Linked DNA regions of Homo sapiens: region 1 is linked to region 2. A link is a contact called in ENCODE Hi-C or POLR2A ChIA-PET data. All regions are on one chromosome and are shown on one strand. The core of a region is the stretch at or near the end of the contact, and the rest is flanking DNA. Distances in the headings are between cores, read along the strand shown. Region 1 has its middle 97 kb from the start of FDX1. Region 2 overlaps LINC02732 (long intergenic non-protein coding RNA 2732).

What was found. Hi-C counts contacts between places; a loop is a spot of excess contacts on that map. ChIA-PET counts read pairs that join two places held with the same protein, here RNA polymerase II (POLR2A). Pooled maps may share reads with other maps.
Region 1: a map with no recorded cell type shows a loop between it and region 2 (9-fold over the local background). The contact joins two enhancer-like sites. A Hi-C loop is called at or near these places in 6 of 37 single-sample maps with no recorded cell type and 4 of 50 pooled maps. POLR2A ChIA-PET finds 5 or more read pairs at or near these places in 1 of 52 experiments (PC-9).

The regions. Positions count from the first base shown.
Region 1 is chr11:110,523,521-110,529,496 of GRCh38, reverse strand. No RefSeq gene overlaps it. Among named protein-coding and RNA genes, the nearest start is that of FDX1, 97 kb to the right of the region's middle. Within about 2 kb of position 2,981, at least 4 of the 41 ENCODE cell types and tissues checked have a DNase peak (open chromatin) inside an H3K27ac peak, as active enhancers do.
Region 2 is chr11:110,369,707-110,375,454 of GRCh38, reverse strand. All of the region lies in intron 2 of LINC02732 (long intergenic non-protein coding RNA 2732), which reads right to left. It overlaps LOC107984385 (a long non-coding RNA gene), which reads left to right. Exons shown (of 2, transcript XR_007062885.1): 2 at 3,286-3,671. Among named protein-coding and RNA genes, the nearest start is that of LINC02732, 17 kb to the right of the region's middle. Within about 2 kb of position 1,879, at least 3 of the 41 ENCODE cell types and tissues checked have a DNase peak (open chromatin) inside an H3K27ac peak, as active enhancers do.

The DNA.
Region 1 (5,976 bases), core at 1,732-4,231, 150 kb before region 2:
TACTAAGTGCATTATACAATAACAGTTATTAATTATAGAGTGTCTACTACTGATCTAAGTACCTTACATACAATAATTCAATCTTCATAAAAAACTATAAAACCACACTTTATAGGTAAGAAGACTTACAATGAGCAAGGTTAAACAACCTGCTCAAGGCCACACATCAGTAAGAGGCAGAGCTGAGATTCCAATCTCAATCTAATTCTAACTCTATGGTCTTGACCACCAAGCTGTGGGCCACTTTTGATGCTTCCAGTAGAGGGAGCCCTCCTGACCTTCTGGGAAGTCACCAGACATTAAGAGGGAAGATTCTAGCACTAAATGCCCACATCAAAAAGTTAGAAAGATTTCAAATTAACAACCTAACATCACACCTAGAAGAACTAGAAAAACAAGAGCAAACCAACCCCAAAGCTAGCAGAAGAAAAGAAATAACCAAAATCAGAGATGAACTGAATGAAATTGAGATGCAAAAATATACAAAAGATCAACAAAATCAAAAGTTCATTATTTGAAAGAATAAATATGATTGATAGGCCACTAGCTAGACTAACAAAGAAAAAAAGAGAAAGAGATGATCCGAATAAACACAATCAGAAATTACAAAAGGGACATTACCACTGACCCAACAGAAATACAAAAAACCCTTGGGGACTACTACAAACACATCCATGAGCAGACCAATAATGAGTTCCAAAACTGAAGCAGTAATAAAAAGCCTACCAACCAGAAATAGCCCAGGACCAGACAGATTCACAGCCCAATTCCACCAGATTTATAAAGAAGAGCTGCTACCATTCCTACAGAAACCATTCCAACAAACTGAGGAGGAGGTACTCCTTCCTAACTCATTCTATGAGGCCAGCATCATTCTGGTTCCAAAACCTGGCAGAGACACAGTGAAAAAAGAAAACTTCAGGCTAATATCCCTGATGAACATACATGCAAAAATACTCAACATAATACTAGCAAACTGAATCCAGCAGCACATAGAAAGGCTAATCTACCATGATCAAGTAGGCTTTAATTCCTGGGACACAAGTTGGTTCAACATATACGAATAAACAAATGTGATTTATCACATAAACAGAAATAAAAACAGAAACCACATGATCATCTCAACAGAAGCAGAAAAGGCTTTCAATAAATTTAATATCCCTTCATGTTAAAAACCCTCAACAAACTAGGCATTTAGGAAACATAACTCAAAATAATAAGAGCCATCTATGACAAACCCATAGCCAACATCACACTGAATGGGCAAAAGCTGGAAGCACTCCCCTTGAGAACCAGAACAAAACAAGAATGCCCATTGTCACCACTCCTATTCAACATAGTACTGGAAGTCGTGGCCATAGCAATCAGGCAAGATAAAGAAATAAAAGCCATCCAAATAGAAAGAGACAAAGTCAAACTATCTCTGTTTGTAGACAATATGATTCTATACCTAGACTTCAAACTATACTACAAGGCTGCAGTAATCAAAACAATAAGGTACTGGTACTAAAACCAACACATAGACCAATGGAACAAAGTAGAAAGCCCAAAAATAAAGCCACACCTCTACAACCATCTGAACTTCGACAAAATCAACAAAAACAAATAATGGAGAAAGGACTCCCTATACAATAAATGGTGCTGGAATAACTGGCTAGCTATATGCAGAAGATTGAAACTGGATTCCTTCCTTACACCATATACAAAAATCAACTCAAGATGAACCAAAGACTTAAATGTAAAACATAAATATAAAAACTGTGGAAAATACCCTAGGAAATAGCATTCTGGGTATAGGCTACAGAAAAGATTTTGTGACCAAGACTCCAAAAGCAATCGCAACAAAAACAAAAATGGATAAATGGGACCTAATTAAACTAAAGATCTTCTGCACAGTAAAAGAAACTACCAACAGAGTAAACAGACAACCTACAGAATGGGAGAAAATATTTGCAAAGTATGCATCTGAAAAAGGTCTCATATCAAGAATCTATAAGCTTAAATTTACAAGCAAAAAACAACCCCATTAAAGAGTGGGCAAAGAACATAAACAGAGTTTTCAAAAGAAGACAAATATGCAGCCAAAAAGCATATGAAAAAATGCCCACATTACTAATCATCAGAGAAATGCAAATCAAAACCACAATGAGATACCATTTCACACCAGTCAGAGTGGCCATTACTAAAAAGTCAGAAAATAACAGATGCTAGCGAGGTTGCAGAGAAAAGGGAATGCTCATACACTGCTGGTGGAAATGTAAATTAGTTCAGCCATTATGGAAAGCAGTTTGGAGATTTCTCAAAGAACTCAAAACAGAATTACCATTCAACTCAGCAATCCTATTATTGGGTATATACCCAAAGGAATATAAATCATTCTACCATAAAGACACATGCACATGTATGTTCACCGCAGCACTATTCACAGTGAGCAAAGACATGGAGTCAACCTATATGCCCATCAATGGTAGACTGGATAAAGAAAATGTGGTACATATACACCACGGAATACTACACAGCCATTTTTAAAAAATGAGCTCATATCCTTTGTAGCAACATGGATGGAGCTGGAGGCCATTATCCTCAGCAAACTAACAAAGAAACAGAAAACCAAATACTCCACGTTCTCACTTGTAAGTGGGAGCTAAACACTGAGTACACGTAAACACAAAGAAGGGAACAATAGATACCGGGGCCTACTTGAAGGTACAAGGTGGGAGGAGGGTGAGGATTCAACAACTGTCTATCCGGTACTCTGCTTATTACCTGGGTGATGAAATAATCTGTATACCAAACCCCTGTGACATGCAATTTACCTATATAATAAACCTGTACTTATACCCCTAAACCTAAAACAAAAGTGAAAACAAGTCACTAGAGAATTTTAGTGGGTGCCTTCTTCCCAGTTCTAACCACATAACCCCTGTCTCTGATCAGACAAGCACTGCTGGAGGCCAACACAGAAACATAGCTGGCAATGGCTCACAGGGCATTTCCCATCCAGTAATGACCTGTCTGCCTCTACTTAACTCCCAACACCACAGTGGAAAGGGCACCTGAGGGGAAAGTCAAGCCCTTTCCTGAGTTGAAAGCTCACAGCAACCATTCAATGGTTTTGTGACGTTGCACAAGTCACTTAACTTCAGCGAGCCTCAGATTCCTCATCTGCAAGTGGGAATAGTAGCATCCACCTGGGATACAACACAGTGATGTTGTGAGAGTGAAATCAAAAACAGAGAGTGGAAGATGCCTTGTAAAGAAGGGGGCTCTGTGTGCCTCTGCCAAAGCTGTTGGCAGCATCTCTGCATTGAGGCCCATTAGAAAGCATGATCTAATTGGGTGATTCAGACAGGCTTCCCAAATGCATTACAGATCATTGTTAGGAAATGCTAAGTGGTGTCTGAGAGTTCAACCAGCCCTAAAGGTTACTCTGAAAGCCTGTGAGTAAACCGCAGTTATATCACTTTGGGCTCCTGGCCACCTGGCTGTGTTGCTAGAAGTGCTTCAGGCTTGCTCTGTTCAGACTTGGTTTGACCACAAGCATATTAAATATTAAATCATGCAGAGGCAATGGCAAGGAAAATAGCTATGTCAGGTGTTAGTTACTCTGCCTTTCGTTGCTATTCATAACAGTTTCCTACGCATTTAGAATGCTCCAACTTCAAGCCTCAGGCTTAAAAGAAATGATATCAAGCCTAAAGGAACTTTGTCCTAATTTCACTGGAAATTGAAAGTAGGCCCCCAGACATTGACGCTGTGTTTCTTCATGCTCTTGACAAGGGAAGGGCTCCAGGACAGATGCAGGCCCTCTGCTCCTGGGAGAGAGGCCGCTGCCGGGATTCAGCCCCTAAGACTTCCTTCCCCATTCACAACAATGATCCCTGGTTCTTCCTCCACTCTTCAGGCCCTCACCTCTACAGCGCTGACCCTACTTCACCTAGAGCAGCACTTCATTTTTATTTATTTGTTCCTGAGACAGAGTCTCACTCTGTCACCCAGGTTGGAGTGCAGGGGCACAATCATGACTCACTGCAGCCTCAAATTCCTGGATTCAAGCAGCCCTCCTGCCTCAGCCTCCTGATTAGCTGGCACTACAAGTATGTGCCATCATGCCTGGCTAATGTTTTAAATTTTGTATGGAGATGGGGTCTCCCTATGTTGCCCAGGCTGGTCTCGAATTCCTGGGCTCAAGGGATCCTCCTGCCTTGGCCTCCCAAAGTGCTGGGATTACAAGCGTGAGTGAGCCATCACACCCAATCTACAGCAGTAATTTAATGAAGGAATGAAACAGCCTCACCAATAGAGGGACAAAGTGATAGGAGCCTTCTCCTGGCCTGCAAAAGCAGTACCCAATACCCGCTTTGGGGTAATCCTGCCCAAAGGGTTTCATCAACATTTAATCATGAGGAAGCAACCAGATAAATCTAGGATGTGGGACATTCTAAGAGACCATTGGCTTGGACTCTTCAAACATATCAATGTTAATTTCTTAAAAGGCAGGAGATGTATAGATTAAAGGAGACTAAAGAGACAATTACATGCAATGTGTGGGTGAGCCTTGATTGAATTTAGGCCCCCCCCAAAAAACAGCTCTTCGAATTCTTGGGGAACATTGGAGAAGTTTGAATATAAACTGCATAACAGATGATATTATTGAATGAAGGTTAGTTATCCTGGGCAGGGTAACGGTCATGTAGTTATGTTGGAGAATATCCTTATTCTTAAAAGATGCATTCAGGGGGAAGAGACATAGTGTCTGCAACGTTCACACATACAAACAGCTGATACTCATCACTGACATTCTATATTTGCAGATTTGCCTGCTTGCTAAAATGTATTTCAGAATTATAGCCCCCTGAATCAATATTCATAGGGCTTTGACGGTTACTTGCAGACATACAGAGTGATGAAAACTTTGAGTCATCCGATACAAACATTCTCAGATGAGGTCAAGGAAGGTTGATCAACACTCTGTCTTCTTGTTTCACACTGTAAACAAGTGTCCTTTCTGTGGTCTATTTAGTGGCACATTTTTTGCATTTTTATTTTTGTTGGTGATTTCACTACTTAAGATTGCCCCACGCACAAGGCTGAAGTGCTGTCTAGTGTTCCCATGAGCAAGAGGGCTGTGATGAACCTCATGGAGAAAACACGTGTTAGAGAAGCTTCGTTCAGACATGAGTCATAGCACTAACGGCCATATGCTCAGTGTTACTGAATCAACAATATATAATACATAAAGTGTCTTCAAACAGAAACACACACAAAACAAGCTTAATGAAAATGCCAGCAGAGGTTCTTAGCAATCTAGCCCTGTATCTCCCTTAGGAACAATGGTTCCATATTCTCTAATTCAGTGTTCACTATGACTCTCTAGAGTATAACTATACGTGAATAATGGGAATCAGTTGTGTGTGTGTACACATGTACACACATATGTACATGTCCATATATGTGTGTATTATATTCATGTACATAGTACAAATGTGGCAAGTGATGAATCTAGATAAAGGGCATATGGATGTTCACTGTTCTTTAATCTTTCTGTGAATTTAATTTTTTCAAAAAAATGTTGGTAAACACACACACATGCACAAACTTGATCTGTTAAGGGGTTGTAAGATCAATTTAGATGGTCTGACCTGCATTTTTTCAATAAAAGAGACTAGAATTGAATAGAACGTATCAGTGCTTCACATGTAATAAAATTAAGTACTTTTTATGAAACTTGTTTTCAGACAGCATGTAGATGTGTATTTATTTGCTGGATTGTGAAGTACAATGTTTTCCTTATTATGATTTATGGTTCAAAGAAATTTGAAAGTCACGAGCCTACAGGACCAAAGACATCCATCTGCCAGGTACCCTCTGTCATCTGCTCTTCTCTACAAGGTGTCTCTGCTCCAGGTCCTCCCAGCATGCATGTCCAGAGCCAGTTCTCTTCCCAGGCTGGCCCCATCGTGGGCTGTGGCTCCT
Region 2 (5,748 bases), core at 630-3,129:
ATAGAACCAGCCAATGAGATTGTGGGCTATTCTTCCACCATACTCAATGGGCAAAGACATGGAGTAGGGCAGAGAGCTGGATTTAACCAGGGTTGGAGTTTGGCCAAGTGAGTTTAAAGTACAATTAAAAGGACAAGGGAGTTTGGGATCTATTCAAGAGGGTGACTATGATGGACCATCCAATTTCAGTTGGATAAGGAAGTTGAGGACAGCAAGTCACAGTCACAGTCTGAGCCAATTCTCAGTGGCCAGGGCTATAGAAGGACACAGGCCATAAGAAGATAAGGAGGAACCTTGCACTGCTGGCCTCTGACAGTGAGTAGAACCCAATCTCTCTCTAAGCCAGTGACCCAATTTCCTCTGTCTTAAACAGCTCATAGTACAGCTGGCTCTTTCTCATTCTTCAGGCTGCTGTGAAATCTTCCCTGACTTCCCCAGCATAGGACACAGATCCTCCCTGCTGTTCTTAATAACACACTTTTTTTTTTATTTCTTTCAGGGCTTCTCACCATCTGGTTATTTTATTGATTTGTTTACATGTTTATTGTCTGTTTTTCCCACCAGAATGCAAGCTCCACAAGGCCAGGAATCTTTCCTGTCCAATTCACCACAGCAGCCTCAACCTGGCAGACAGTTCAGCATACAGTAAATATTCAAGAAATATTCATTTAACAAATTAGTTGATATTCTGGGTTGCTTGAAATGCTAAGCACTATACTAAGATTTTTATACACATTTTCTCATTTACCTCTCATCAGTCAAATATTTACTAGGGAAAAGCTGAAGCTTAATGAAGTTATATAATTTGCCAAAGGTCACAGAGCAAAGCCAAAATTTGAAACCCAGTCTTTCTGATTCTGAAATCCCTCTTCTCACCTTTGCAACTTTCATAAACAAATATTTTGTAAACCAAGCAACCATGCCTTATGCTAAGGTTTATACAAGAAAGCCAAAGAAAAAAGGAGGAAGGAGGAGATGCAAGAAAAGTGGCTGTGGCCCTAATTTTTGTTACGGCTATGGCATCTGTTCATGTGCAGACATTCTATAGAGTTCCAAATTAAATCTGCTTTCTGATTCTGGGTTCAAAGTTGGGTTTGGTTTGTTTGTTTGTTTGTTTTTGAGATGGAGTCTCGCTCTGTTGCCCAGGCTAGAGTGCAGTGGCGCCATCTCAGCTCACTGCAACCTCTCCCTCCTGGGTTCAAGCAATTCTGTTTTGTAATCCCAGCACTTTGGGAGGCCGAGGTGGGTGGATCATTTGAGGTCAGGAGTTCGAGACCAGCCTGGCCCACATGGTGAAACCCACCTCCACTAAAAATACAAAAATTAGCCAGGCGTGGTAACCTGCGCCTGTAGTCCCAGCTACTCAGGAGGCTGAAGCAGGAGAATCGCTTGAACCCAGCAGGTGGAGGTTGCAGTGAGCCAAGGTTGCACCACCGTACTCCAGCCTGGATGACAGAGTGACACTCTGTCTCAAACCAAAAAAAAAAAAAAAAAAAAAAAAAATTAAAGAAGGAAAAGATGCAAGATCTTTGTTTAAGAGCCACTACGTTTCCTCCTTATATCTTCTTCTTCTTTTCTTCTTGCTTTGTCAACTTCCTTTCAACACACTGCCTCCTTTCTCCTGAAGTATTTGTTTGGCATCTCCCAAAGTATAAAAGAGTCAAACTTAAAAAGGATACTAGCGGGTATGAAAGCAACAAAACAGAATATACAAAAATCTTGATCACCCATAAAGATCTAGGATATCAGAGAAATGTGTATACATGTGATCAGGAGATAGTGAGTTCAGGAGTAAAGGAGAACAAAACCAAATGATAATGACTCACATGTAAAAGAAAGGGAAGGTTGTGAAATTGTTTGCTACATTAGTACATGGGACAAAAATGTGATTGAAATTGTGTCATTCTTCTAATAACATGAATGTCACAAGTAAAACTAAAACTAGCAAGAGAATGTGAATAAAAGGCCCAGCTTGAAATCTCAAGCTTTCAGAAATAATGTTTTTCTATTTGCATCTCTTAGTACTGCTACAGAAAATGACTCATACATAGAAGGTCCAGAAAGGAACTAAATTACAGTGCTTTAAAACAAAACAATTACCCTGTCGTACTCTCAGTTGTCTTTAAATGAGCAAAAAGAAAGCTGAGATAGAAACCTCCTTATTCACAGCCTACACAGAAGCTCGTATGAAGGCAAATGGCTATTTTTGCCTCGGGGTGTGCCAGAATCAGGGTGAAAACTTGAACCATTTGCATTCTTTCAGGTTCAGTTTGAGGAGTAGCCAGACCTGTCATCCCTGGGAGGTCGGATCAGGGACCTAGCGTGCTTTGTCCTCTTACCACCCACTGCATGAATTGCAGTGACAGGCTTGAAGGCCACCAAGTGTGTCACTCCTTGTAAGACTGGGAAGGGCTGGAAAGAGTGTAAGGGTATCATTCCTTACCACATAGTCTCCCCACTCTTATTTGTCTATAGGAGTAAAGCTAAGTGCCTATGATACTCCTGCTTGGTGCCTGGAGCTGAGGTGTTCTCCTAAGGTAAAGGGTGATCCTGGAGAAGGGGCTTTCCATTCTCCATGCACAGATGGACCTGTCCATCACTCACACCCTCCAGAATCCACAGTGAGCAAAGGCAATTTCTCCAAAATTATATCTATTTTATTTTACTTTCTTTTTTTTTTTTTTTGCATTTTTGCATGTTACAGGAAAATAAATGTGTTTTAATTTTTTTATCTTAAGACCTAATCACTTTTATTTCATATCCAGGGAGAAAAGACAAAATATTTTAAAATTGGCAACCGGGCATGGTGGCTCATGTCTGTACTCCCAGCACTTTGGGAGGCCGAGATGGGCGGATCACTTGAGGTCAGGAATTCAAGACCAGCCTGGCCAACATGGCAAAACCCCATCTCTACTGAAAATACAAAAAAGAAAAAAAAATTAGCCACCTTGGATGTGGGCATCTGTAATCTCCGCTACTCAGGAGGCTAAGGCAGGAGAATCACTTGAACCCGGGAAGTGGATGTTGCAGTGAGCTGAGATTGTGCCACCGTACCCCAGCCTGGGTGACAGAGCAAGATTCCATCTCAAAAAAATAAAATAAAATAATAAAATTAAAAATTGGCATTTGGGATAACAAGGAAGCTCCATTCTGAAATAGATTCCAATTAGATCAAAGATTGAAATGCTAAAAGGAAATTGCAAGGCACTAGAGGAAAACACGGAAAGAACCCCCATTAAATATTGTAGACTGACCATATGCTTTCATCTTCTCTCCCTGTCGTAGGCTAAATAATGGCTCCCAAAGATGTGTCTACATCCTAATCTCCAGAATCTGTGAATGTTACTTTATGTGGCAAGTACGTGGCAGATGTAATTAAGTCAAGGATCTTTGGATGGTTATCCTGAATTATCTGGGTGGGCCCTAAATACAATCACAAGTGTCCTTATAGGAGAGAGGCTGAAGGAGATTTGGTACCAACAGAAGAGGAGGAGGAAATTGTGATCATGCAGAAACTGGAGTGATGGAGTCACAAGCCAAGGAATGCCAGCAGCCACCAGAAGCCGAAAGAGGCCCTGCCAACACCTTGATTTAGGCCTAATGAAACTGAGTTTAGATTTCTGGACCCCAGAACTGTGAAAGAATAAATTTCTGTTGTGTTAAGCCCCTAATTTTGTGGTAATGTGTCACAGCAGCCCTTGGAACCTAATACACTCCCCAAGCCATCACAATGACGGTTAAGGGAAGTAAAACGATAAAATTCATAAAGATAAAGAGAATAACAGAAAAGGATTTCAATAAGTGTTTGGAAGATGGAAAAGGAAAGAATGAGAAGCAACTTACTTATCAGAGTAGAGAAAATTACCTGAGAGCCTGGAGAAAGGGAAGTGAATAAGACAGAGTCAGTTCTCCCCAGAGAAGCCAGACACAGGGTCATTGAGCACCAAGCAGGGGCAGGAGTGGGGTGCAGGGCTGGCACTGGGGATAGAGTGGAAACATTAACATGGACCTTGGATCCCTGGGCCCTGACTCCTCTGACACTGGTCTTCCTGAACTAGCTGCATCCCTTCTTGTCATGCCCTCCACTCCAGTCCCTGCCCTTGACCCCACCACCACCACCTCAGCTGACACACATCAGTTCAGCTCACACTCCTTCTGTTAGAAAGAACCAGTCACAAGGTTCTTCCTGAATGCAATGGGGCTGGGAAATGCTGAGCAGTGCCAGGCACAGGCTTCCTCTAAACCACTCTGCACCAAGGAAGAAGGACATTTTTTTGATGGTCTAATACCCGTCTCTGCCACACTCTCTAAGGCAATTAATTTTAAAATTTTAGAATACTGGAAATAAAGAAAAGATACTAAAAACTTCCAGAATGAAAAACCAGGTCACATATTGCCTTATGGATCAGCAATCTGACTGGCATCAGCCTTTTCAATAGCAATACAAAATGCCAGAAGACAACAGGGCAATGCCCTCAAAATTCTGAGAGAAAATATCTTGCTAATAAAACATCTATTACACCTAGCAAGCAGCCATCCCAAAGGCAGAAGGCTGTGAAAGAACAAAAGGGAGCTATCTAGGGAGAAAAACATAACTGTTAATTATTATTATAATAATAATATATTTTTAGAGACAAGGTCTCTGTCAACCCATGCTGAGGTGCAGTGGCACAATCATAGCCCACTGCTATGGGCTGGAACTCATGGGCTCAAGTGATCCCCCCACCTCAGCCTCCCAGGTAACTAGGACTAGAGGCACATACCACCACACCCAACTTATTTTTGCTTTTATTTTTTGTAGAGGGGTCTCCTTATGTTGCCCACGCTGCTCTAGAACTCCTGGCTTCATGCAGTCCTCTTGCCTTGGCCTCCCAATGTGCTGGGATTACAGGCATAAGCCACCATGCCCAACCTTTAATAATTATTTAATGTGTTTGGGAATTTGGAGGAAAAGGATTACCAAAAGTTTGCCAAATCTCCAGTATCCTTTGAACAGAAAAAAATAGTAATTGTATGTAGAAAACTAAGCAATTTGGCCAGTGATGAAGGGGATTAGCAATTACTAATGTCAGAAAAAGCAGAAGGTTATACAAGAAAGAAGATATGATGACAAGATCCTATTTGGTTCAGTGGTGAATAATATTTAATAGTGACAAAAATGTAAACACTGACTTTTGGCTTAACTAAGTTGTTTTTTTTTTTTTTTTTGAGATGGAGTCTCACTCTGTTGCCCAGGCTGGAGTGCAGTGGCACAATCTCGGCTCACTGCAACCTCCGCCTCCTGGGTTCAAGCAATTCTCCTGCCTCAGTCCCCTGGGTGGCTGGGACTACAGGTGCATGCCACCATGCCCAGCTAATTTTTGTATTTTTAGTAGAGACAGGGTTTCACCACGTTAGCCAGGATGGTCTTGATCTCCTGACCTCGTGATCCGCCCACCTCGGCCTCCCAAAGTGCTGGGATTACAGGCATGAGCCACTGCGCCTGGACAAGTAAGCAATTTATATAACTGTATTGGAAAAATGAAGAGAGGGAAATAGGAAGGGTTAGAGTTGGATAAGAAATCAAAGGCTTCAACAATTTCCTTCCTAGGATCATACTCTATACATATTTTTGACACATATGCAAAGATTTATGTACAAAGATTTATGTACAACAATTTATGTACAAAGATTTCCATCATTGAATAAGAAATAGCAAAAACAGAGATGACTTAAATATCTATGAATTGGAGACTCTAAAACAGATTA